2 separate regions of the Homo sapiens genome follow, and region 2 is linked to region 1. A link is an interaction called in ENCODE POLR2A ChIA-PET data of the cell type or tissue named here. Cell type or tissue: Panc1. All regions are shown on one strand. Each heading gives the region's core, and the rest is flanking DNA. Links, peaks and the distances in the headings are about the cores only. Region 1 has its middle 5.2 kb from the start of LINC02435. Region 2 overlaps LINC01091 (long intergenic non-protein coding RNA 1091).

Region 1 (2,930 bases), core at 283-2,782:
TTTTGCATACCCAGTATACAGTTGGCGCTCCATGTTGTTTGTTGAATGTGTATAAACTCATCTAAATATTACTTTGTTATATCGGATAGAATATAGATCTTAAATGACTTTTTTTTTACTTGCCTACTATTTATTCCAACATCATTTAAAAAAATCCTTCTGACTGGACAAGGTGGCTCATATCTGTAATCCCAGCATTTTGGGAGGCTGAGGTGGGAGAATTGCTTGAGTCCAGGAGGTTGAGGCTGCAGTAAGCCCTGACTGTGCCAGTGCACTCCAGCCGGGGCAACAGAGTGAGACTGTATCTCTCAAAAAAAAAAAAAAAAAAAGTCCTTTCTACACCCTTATGTGAAAAATTTACTTTGTCATATATTAAATTTTAACAAATAGTTGGATATAGTTCCTGTTTTCTATTTTGTTCTCTTGATTTACATATCCATTCCTGTACCAGTAACTCCCTCAGTTACACTCCCCCTCAACCCCCACTGCCCAGAATGTTCTCTGAGCTTTGTCCATGATTATTTTCCTAAATATATTTTGGTATTGAATGTTATGTTGATTTTTAATATTAATAGAAAAATCCCTTTAAGAGTTTTAATTGGAGTAATTATGCAATACTGAACATTATCTTTGAAAAAGCAGAACGTTTTTTAATTATAATTTTCGCATCTTGAAGTTGGTTAGTTGCTAGTTTAAGAGTAACCAGATAATGGAGAAACCACATCAATAGCTGATGTCCAGTGACAGTCACATTTTTAAGCTAATCACTCTAGTTTCTCAGGACAGAATTCATAGCCTCATGTTTCTCATGCCTGATAAATTCTTCCCTTCCTATGCAAAGATAATCCATCTAACAAGCTAACATATTTGTCTTTTAAAACTCTCTAATGGAGATAGACAACATCTTTCATGTGCCATTTTAGCAGTAGATGGAATATTATGGCTGGAAAGTTCTTTCTTTTGTCCAACCCTAGTATTTAAACACGAATTCAACCTATTCTCTTGGTGGAGATGAAAAACAGCTGGCCACCATCCCTTTTCCACAAATTTTTCTTACACTTTCAACTGGTAATAGTGAAATACATCTTCAGCTCAGTTTGACTAAAAATGTATTTTGTGGGGCCTTCTAAACATCCATAAATTTTGCACAAACCTTTCAAGCATTTTACATGATTAATCCCCTATGATTATCTAATACAAGATGTTGCACACTGCCTGAAGCTCAGATTATGAAGAGAGGCCTGTAACCTTGGGGGCGTCTGCATCGTGTTCACTGCATTATCAGTCTTTCCCATCGTTTGTTTGTATAATAGGATCAAAAACACAGATATTTTGTTTTTTACCTTGTTTATTTTAAACCCTTCGTGTCTTTTGGCTGGGAATAGAGTCTAAACTTTCTAATTTAAGCAAAGGAGTTTATGAGCGACTGGGGCAAAGATTTCATTCCATAGCCCGGCTAGGAATGAAAGGAGGAGGGAGATGGAAGGAGGGAGATGATTTGGTTCATTGATTTCTCTTCTGAGTCCATTTATTTCCAGTTCTAGCCCCTGATCCCTATCTGCCAGGGGAGTAGTTAATCATTTTTCTCATATCCTCTGGCTCTCAATAAGTGCTCAGGTGATCTGATTTAAGGTATGCCTTAAGTTTGTGCAAGCCACTTACATGAGCTCATAGTTACAATTTATTTCAGGTAAAGTTATTGATAGTATATAAGGATGATACAACTTGGTTTACATTATTATGAAATTTTAAAATCTGATTAATTTTACACAAATAGAGCTTTTTGTTGTTGTTGTTTTCTTAATTGCTGAGAACCATAGCAATGGAAGTTCACTCCCACTCCTACTTTTAGGGAAGATTTTGGTAAACGATTTCAGACAGCTGAGTTTTAGGCCACACTGTCAATCAAACAAAACAAAACAAAACAAAAAAACACTATCAAACTTATCCACTTGGACCACTGTTTACCTGCTTTTCCTCCATTTCTCTGACAAGAGCCTATGCAGAAACGTGAACAATACAGGTCAGCCTTTAAAAACAAATAACTTCATAAGAAGTGAGCACATTCAGGGAGTACGTCCCTGGGCTGCAGACGTTCAGCCCAGCACATGTGGTGCAGAGTCTGTAGAAGACATAAGGGAATGGAATGTGTTCTTCCACAGGAGTGACTTTGGGAAGCTCTATACTTATTTCAGTGATGCTGCCAATACTGAAGATTCTTTTTGGAACTCCTCTTTAAGAAACACCTTCAGGCTTTCTATCTCAAAATATTTCCTAAGTCTATCAGTTTTTTTTGGTCACCCCATGGCCAATGCCCTAATTAAGATACTTAGCATCTCTTAATCTTGAATATGGAAACATTTTCTCACTTTTTTTTTTTTTTTGAGAGGAAGTCCCGCTCTGTCACCAGGCTGGAGTACAGTGGTGCAATTTCGTCTCACTGCAACCTCTGCCTCCTGGGTTCAAGTGATTCTCCTGGCTCAGCCTCCTGAGTAGCTGGGATTACAGGTGCGTGCCACCACGCCCAGCTAATTTTTGTATTTTTCGTAGAGATGGGGTTTCACCATGTTGGTCAGGATGGTCTCAATCTCTTGACCTTGTGATCTGCCTGCCTCGGCCTCCCACAGTGCTGGGATTACAGGCGTGCCTGGCCTGCTCACTGGTTTTATGCCCAGTTTACACCCCTTCAATTAATTTTTCTTGTTGTTGCTAGAGGGATCTTTTTCCTGTGACCATATCCCTTAACGTGATGGTCAGCGCTTTCTACCATCTGGTCTTGTTCTATTTTCCAGGCTTTTCTTCTCCCTATCCCCTCCATATGAATCATACTGCTATGAACATTAGTGTGCAAGTCTTTGTGGGGCTGTATGTTTTTGTTTCTCTTGGGTATATACCTAGGAGTGGAATTGCTTGGTCATATGGTAACTGTG
Region 2 (2,930 bases), core at 146-2,645, 320 kb after region 1:
TGGCTGTCCACTCTTCAGCAGACCAGGCCTCAACGAAACCATGGCCCTACTTTATCATTGCATTTTACTCCAAACTTCTTGTCCCCTTTTGTTGACTAGTCATGGCTGTATCTTCCAGGTTTTTCACAGGAATGGAATTTCTTTTTTGATGATAAAATGTGCACTAGTGACAAGTCATACATGGAAATGGCTGAGAACTGCAAGACACTGCTTGGGGCCAGGTAGAGATGCCCCTCTGCAGATAACTCAGTGAAAATTGGATACCTTTTGTCAGCTCTATTTGGAGTCTTTTACTGGATTTGGGATCTCCAAAGCATTTCATCCTGAGAGAAAATCAAAACAAAAGCTATAAAGTTTACTACTCCTCTAGCTTAGAGCTGTCCAGGAAGAAAAATGTATGAATTCATTCAATCAACACTTACTAAGAGATAGTAAGAAATGGATGTGTGTGGATGGTATTTACAAATATTTTCAAGTTGCATCATTTTCCCTCAAGGAGTTTATAGTCTAGCAAAAGATGGATTTTTCCAAATTAATCTTAGTGGTATATAACATGATAGTGAGAACATGGAGAGAGGAAATGAAAATAAAATTTTGAGGCAGCTTGGAGGAGGATGAGATTACTTCCAGATGGTGAATTGAGATGTTCATGGAAGAGGCAGCATTATAACTAGAATGATGGATCAGCAGTATTCTTCAAATTGCATGCAGCTTAGATCAAATATATTTTAAAGGTGATTTCTTAGGAAGTTCGTTTACTTCCTGACATTTTATATTCTTCTGTATGCCATATAACAGACTCAAATGTATATAATGTAATGTAAGTGCCGTAGCTTATTTCTCACAAGGAGGCATTTATTCGAGACATTGTTATGTATTTTTTGCATAGCCACAATTATAAATATTTACATGAGTTTATAAATAATAGCGTACCAAAAGAAAAAGAAATTGTATCTGGTACTTACACACATACAATATTTGGAGGCTCTACACATAGCTAAGATTATTTTTGGACATTTCTGATTTGACTTACATAACTGTTTATGCTTAAGCCACAAAAGGTTTTCAAACTAAAGTCCATTATGATAATAGTGTGATGTATCAAAGGCATCCATGAGCTGAACTCATGTTCTTATACTAAAAGTCTTGGAAAACATTTACAATGTTTACAATGCCTTCACACACTTTTTTTCTCCTTATGGATGTATCTTTCTACTTAAAATAGCTGCATTTATTTTAGTAGTTGATCTCTTTCCTGGAAATTATTTTCAAAAGTAAATACAATTTTAGTTAAATAAATATTTTAAGTTTTGCTTCACATTTTCAATGTATTAAGCACTACATGGTAACTAGAAAATTGAAAGTTTTTATTAATTTGATTAATGTAAGCCATATTTTACATTCAGCAACCCCAAATTAAATAAAAACAATCATAGAGGAATTATAAAGAATGTGATTTACATCAGTTTAGTGCCGGGATGGCTTTTCATTTTCTAATCTTCCCTTACCATTTCGACTTTGCCCTGTTCCTGGTCAGCTGGGAAGTTATCTGCTGTGGGGTTTCCTGTTTGCCTGTTGCTTTTCTACCTTGGGGTGCTGTAGCTACCCATTTGGCTTGCTCGCTCCTAAAGCTATGACTGCAGCCATGTAGTCTTTCGTGTTTCACTTGAAACATGCTGACAGATGTGCTGACTGAACATTTTAACCAGTACACTTATTGTGGCTTCTTCTGAAGCTGATTAAGCTACCAAAACAATTCTATGTTCTTCTGCTGATTAAGCTACCAAAACAATTCTGTGTTCCTCTGAAGAACAAAGAAAGGGCAAAACCAAAAACATGAATCAAATAGAGCCAATATGGAAGATGTACAGCTTTAACAGAACATAAGAACTGTGGTGTTCAGTGGCTTTTGGAGGCCACATTCTTTCATGTGGAGAGAACATGGAATGGCTTACTGTCTTGCTATAGTTTGCTTTTACATTAGCACTAGATCTTACACTGGATTAGTCATTACTATTTGTAATGAGTCAATAAAACTTAAAAAATACCTTGGGACAGTTTTTCTAAGCTCAGGAAAATATGACTATAGCTAGGAGAATGATTTATTTCCAATTATTTATTGAGCTGCTATTATGTGATGAAGACTTATTTAAAGAGTAAATATTTTTGCAAGACATAGTCCCTGTCCAGGGGAACTGGTACACCATTGCTGAAACTGGTGTGGGGTCTTGCATGGTTGAAGGAAGTCAAAGCTCTAAGCCAAATTAAGGATTTTCTGGTTGCTGATAGAATATTAGAACTGAAAGGTCTTTCAGATATCGTCTACTCCTCTAATTTTATTTTATGAATATGGTAACTATAATTGTTACTTGTCAAAGATCACCCGGAAATTTAGCAAGAAAGTCATATATGAACATATTTTTCTTTCCTCTAAATCTGATGTTTTTTTCATGATATGACATATATATTTATATTAATTTAAATGGGTCAAATGTAATTTAATTTTACTTTTATTAGTTTAGTGTATGTATGTATATGTATATATAAAACAGTAGTTCTCTCTGGAGATTGGCATTGTACATATACATGTATATATATACACACACACACATATTCTTTGCAATAAAAATGAGATCACATTTAACCTACCATTTTGTACCTCACTTTTTCATCTAACTATTGCATGAATATTTTCAATGTGAATGAATATGTTAAGAATATTACTTTTATTGGGACTGCAAAATAGTCTATTCATCTTGTATTTTACAACATTTTACTTTGATGTAACTTTTAAACACGTTATTTGAGGTCAATATTTCCCTTTGTAAATCATTCTGCAATGAAGATCCACATAATTATATATTTATTCTCCATTCTTTCCTTTATATTTCCAGACCTAGAGTTTCTGGGTCAAAGGAAACACATACATG

What was found. Peaks named below come from ENCODE experiments on the same cell type or tissue, not always from the same donor. Only the 100,000 strongest peaks of a DNase experiment are listed, where the experiment ranks them.
Region 2: POLR2A ChIA-PET joins it to region 1 with 11 read pairs; 1 of 35 experiments calls an interaction of 5 or more read pairs at or near these places.

Annotation. Positions count from the first base shown.
Region 1 is chr4:123,515,274-123,518,203 of GRCh38, forward strand. No RefSeq gene overlaps it. Among named protein-coding and RNA genes, the nearest start is that of LINC02435, 5.2 kb to the right of the region's middle. In Panc1, for the core only: no CTCF peak of the experiment used is centred there; no DNase peak of the experiment used is centred there; H3K27ac peaks cover 1,943 bases.
Region 2 is chr4:123,835,436-123,838,365 of GRCh38, forward strand. The region is part of intron 4 of LINC01091 (long intergenic non-protein coding RNA 1091); the gene reads left to right. Among named protein-coding and RNA genes, the nearest start is that of LINC01091, 190 kb to the left of the region's middle. In Panc1, for the core only: no CTCF peak of the experiment used is centred there; no DNase peak of the experiment used is centred there; H3K27ac peaks cover 1,166 bases.